2 separate regions of the Mus musculus genome follow, and region 2 is linked to region 1. A link is a loop called in an ENCODE intact Hi-C map of the cell type or tissue named here. Cell type or tissue: left cerebral cortex. All regions are shown on one strand.

The links. A loop is a pair of places that touch in the nucleus more often than their neighbours do. Peaks named below come from ENCODE experiments on the same cell type or tissue, not always from the same donor. Only the 100,000 strongest peaks of a DNase experiment are listed, where the experiment ranks them.
Region 2: it touches region 1 in a loop (9-fold over the local background); 5 of 42 quality-filtered maps call a loop at or near these places.

The regions. Positions count from the first base shown.
Region 1 is chr15:95,597,354-95,599,853 of GRCm38, forward strand. Gm31551 (a long non-coding RNA gene) reads right to left here and starts at 2,021. Exons shown (of 3, transcript XR_384379.1): 1 at 1,980-2,021; 2 at 1,728-1,896. In left cerebral cortex, a CTCF peak has its summit at 1,454 (motif pointing right); a DNase peak (open chromatin) is centred at 1,464.
Region 2 is chr15:95,692,475-95,694,974 of GRCm38, forward strand. No RefSeq gene overlaps it. Among named protein-coding and RNA genes, the nearest start is that of Dbx2, 39 kb to the left of the region's middle. In left cerebral cortex, a CTCF peak has its summit at 1,500 (motif pointing left); a DNase peak (open chromatin) is centred at 1,461.

The sequences.
Region 1 (2,500 bases):
AATATGTCAGGAAGGATTACATAGTACACCAAGAAGTCACTGTATTATATGTGCCTAATGAAATTCTGAGTCCTCTTATTTTCCCTCCTCTGCTTATATGTGTGCCAAATTGTTTTCTCATAAACATAAATTCTGCTTTTAGTTGATGAGAAAGTAAAAGTAGTAAACAAGTTTTTCAAAAAAAATAAATAAAATAAGTTGTTTCTTAAAATATTGAAAAAATATTTCCTAGGAATTCTTCTGTGTAACACCCTGAAAGGGCTCAGCCTCCATGCAAATAAGCTGCTACCTAGATGGACTTATCAGTCCCAGAGGAGATGATAAAACACCTGGAATCAGAAATAAGAATGGAAACATGGCATTCTGACAGCAGGGTGGCAATTTCACTAAAGGAACCCAGGAATATGAATGCCCAAGACATGGTGTCTGCTGAGAATTTTGCAGCCCAGAGTACTTGGGGCATCTCAGCTAGGAATTCTAGAAAACTCAATGTGGAAAAGTCTGTAGAATAAAAGATAGCAGATGCGTGGGGGCATCCATGTACAGGAACACACACACAAGCCTCCCAGACTGTCACGGATTATTAGAAACCCCAGCCTACTTATTTGCCACACATTATCCTGGGCACATTATTCCTCTCTATTTTTGTTTCTGCCTCAGCAACATTGTGATATTATTGCATGCAATAAGTCATTGTAAATATTTATGGATTTCTAGGAAGATATCGATACTTGATTATTGGTAACTGAGGACTGTAATATACAACTAGAGCTCCAGATACTTAACATAACTACTTATGAACATGAGCTCTGGGATAACCTAGGCAACATAGACCTCACCAAAATCCAAAGAAACAAAATGTAGTAGTTATATAGCATTCCTGTTGGACCACTCACTGAGACAGATCCAACACTAAGAATAAGTGCATTGGTTAAGAATAAGCTTGTGTAAGTCTTTGGTAGACTTAGACCAGAGTTCCCTCTCTTTCATAGTCTTTCAGCAGTTTCATCCATGTATACCGAACCTACGTACCTGCCAAACATTTTTTAAGTGTATTATTTCCTGTATAAGAACTGAACTGTTTAAAACCCATAACTATTAAACTTTTGATTAGTTACCGCCCTGTCCTTTAGGCATATCTAGCTGATAAGAACAAATACCAGGAAATATGTTGTATTTTGTGAAAGGGCCACAACCACGTGTATTGCCTGTATCTCTGTGTTTGCCGAAAACCATTCTATGAGGAATGCAAGTGGGCAAATAATTTGATTCACGGGAGTTTCCATGTATCTCCCCATTAAGCACATAAAAGACTCTGAAGAGCTATTTGTAAGCATAGAAAATGGGTTTCGATAATTCAAGTAAATGTTAGGATGCAGAAGAAAGGGGAGTGGCCCACTCAGTCCAACCTGATAACTAGTGAGTTCTCCCTCCCTCCCTCCTGGAGAGTTCAGTGCTGAAGCCACTAGGTGGAGCTAATCAAGGCAGGTTCCCATCTGCCTTTCCATCTGAGCATTCTACTGTGTCCCTGCATGAATTCTGTGCCCCTGATAAAACACTTGCTCACACCCTCTCTCTGTGTCTCTATTTACCCCAGGACTCTTCCCATTGCATGAACTGAACTCTGAACTCTGCTCTATTGTGTCTAACCAATGTAGTCATTCTTCAATGCATCTGCAACGCACACACACACACACACACACACACACACCACATTTTACTCTTACCTTTCTTGGAACTTATTTGGCTCTCTCTTCCAACACAGCACTTAGCTGCAGGGAATATGCCCTGTCCCCAGATAGCAAGAAATCGTCTGAAGAGAAGAGGTATGTGTGCTGACCTTGGTTTTCCCTGCAGGGCGCGACCTAGAATTTAATCAGTATCTCTCCGTGATTTCTTGGAGGAAAAATATGAAAGATTATTTTATTTGGGTAATAAAAAGGAAATAAGTAGAGCTTGGAATTAATAAATTCACTTACCAATTCAACATCTGCCAAGCTCTTGCGATGCGTCAGGTTTTGCGAAAAGAAAGCATGGGGGGGGGGGGCGGACTAGAAGTGGAGACAGAGGGAGACAGTGTGGAAGAAGCCACATAAATGTGTAGAGTTCAGCAGGGCTGGAAGGGGAGGTGGAGAAGAGCAAGTTTTCAAGTCAGAGATGGGCAGTCTGTATAAGCATTTGTCATCTGCAATCCATCTCACTTAATGGCTTACAAGCTGCAATTATGTATTATTTAATATGTCCCTTCCTATACATTGTTTATGTCAACCATCACAATAATACTGTGTGACCTGAGTAAAGGAACAGGTTTGATGAGGTAAAGACCCTTAAGCCCAGCACACTGATTCACACCTGGAATTCCAGCACTCAGGAGACTAACATAGGAGAATTAGAGTGAACTCAAGGCCAGCCTGGACTATAGTAAGACCCTGTCTTGGAGGGGTGGGGAGATTATAAAATTTTCCAATGGTTTCTGTCAAGGTCACCATTTACATTAGTG
Region 2 (2,500 bases), 95 kb after region 1:
AGATATGGGCACTATCATAGAGTAATTACTATTTAAATTCATGTTTCTGAAGATGATTGGTTGCTGATTCGGCTGACAAAATGATTAACTGACAAAATGCTAAGTCATGTTTACTCTTTCACAGCACGGATATAATATAGTAGAGTACTGATAAAATAAATTAAGAAAATTTGAATAACTCTTAAAATATTAATTCTGGGGTTGAAGAGATGGCTCAGTGGTTAAGAAAGCTCGCGACTCTTCCAGAGGACGGGAGTTCAATCCCCAGAACCCACTTTTGGGTAGCTCACAACCACTTTCAACTGCAGTTCCAGGGAATCTGGCTCTGTCTATATGGCTTCCACGTGCACCTGCACTCACATGTGCACATACACAGACACACAAATACAGATAAAGCATTAAAAAGTAATAAGTAAACTAATTCTAATTCCTTGAGCATTTTAAAATGTTCTAATGTGATTTTTTTTCAAGGGAATTAAAATGAACATAGAAGTCACTACCTCCCTCCTCCCAACCAAGTTAAAAATCCTCCAGAAAGCTGCTCTTATGCAGTAGTCTGGCCTCTTGTGTTTCTGAATAATAAATAACACTGTAAAAGCTAGCCTCTCGCCACATCTCTATGGCGTTGTGATTTTTTTTTTTTTTGGTGAGACATTTCTAGATTATTGGAGAGTGAACAGTTTCCATTTAACTGCAAACTGCTCCTCAGGAAGATCTTCCAAGCCTGTCGTGGAGATACACCCCTGTGATCGCAGCACTTGGGAAACTGAGACACCAGGATTATGAGTTTAAGGCCAACCTGAGCTTTACAGCAAGACTCTGTCTCAAAACCAAACAAAGAAAAACTGGGAAAGTCTTACCCGTGTCCATTCTACCAGAAGGGAACCAGCATTTGATCCAGGCCAACTTAGTAAGCACCTAACTGTATGGGTGTGTTCTTGATGCAAGCTTTATAATTAATAATGTTAGGATCCTTTGAGTCTTCGTGTATGAATTTTTTATCACATTCTATTGTTCTATTCCTCCATTTTACACATATAAACATTTATAAAGAAACTCAATTTAAACCGAATGTGGTAGTTGGCTCTCATTTCTAATCCCAGCATTCAAGAGATCAAGAGACAGAGGCAGGAGGATTGCTAGTTGGGCTATACAGTGAGGCCCTTTCTCAAAAAAAGAAAAACATAAAAACAAAAGTAAAATCTCATTGTGACTGAAGATAGTATTATCACCACTCTGAGGCTGCAAGTATAATGGTAAGATGAAGTTGTCCTTTCTAGAAGGAACTCGAAATCACAAATGCATGGGTGTTCAAAGTTCTTAGCAAATGATTTGTATTCACATCTACCCAAATTCAAGTAGCACCCACAGCACTCACAGATCCGGTCCCTTTCCTTTGAGGATGGAGTAACCAGTCCAAACTCTCAGTCCTCAGAGGAAGGTGGACATTTGCCAGCCCTGTGTGCTTCTTAGACATTTGGAGAACATTGCCCCCTGCAGTCCACACAACCACCAGCCACTGAGTGAGAAAGATAGATCTGGGCCAAGTATGGCTTCAAATCAACAACCTGAGTGGCATCATCACAGGGGCTTCCGTTCCTCTTCTGGTTAGTAAAACAAAATTTCAGTGTCTTAAACAGAAGGTGACATGCCATGGGTAGTGGCACATGCTTGTGAGCCCAGCACTCAGGAATCTGTGGCTGGGGGCTTGTCACAAATTTGAGGCCAGCCTAGGCTACATAGTGAGTTAAAAGCTAGCCTGGGATACATGAGAAGCAGGAGAAGCAGGAGGAACAGGAACTGGAGGGAAAGGAGGAGGAGGAAGAGGAGGAAGAGGAGGAGGAAGAGGAAGAAGAGAAGAAGGAGGAGGAGGAGAAAGAGAAGGAGGAAAAGGAGGAGGAAGAAGAGGAGGAGGAGGAAGAAGAGGAGGAGGAAGAAGAAGAAGAGAAGGAGGAGGAGGGAGAGGAGGAGGAAGAGGAGGAGGAGGAGAAAGAAAGAATGACCGTTTCCATCACAATCATGAATAAAATTCTTCCTTTAGCAATAATGGATTAATGGCATCCTGAGCTGCCTTCCCACCTGGAGACTCCCTCCTCACTAATCCCTCCTTACATCTCTGCAGGGTTTGCCATGGCCTCTCTTGTTAGAATATTTTAGATTCTTATTCTGCCTTCTTTATTTATTCAATAAAGATTTTACTCAGACCTTGGTAACCTCATACAGTGTTTTTAGATCATATCCAGCCCGCCTCCTTCCTTCTCCAACCCCTCCCTGACTTCCCTCACAATCCCCCTCCAAACTTCTTGTTTTTTTCTCCCCACTGAGTCTAATTACTGCTGCCTGTACTGCAAGAGTATTGGGCATTATCCACTGGAGAACGGACACAACCTACCATGAGCCACGCCACCTCCCTCTGACTATCCCCTGCCAATAGCTCCTCGTGAGATCCTTCCTCCTCCGTCTACTGAGTGGCTTGGTCTTGTGCATGTCTTAAGCAGGC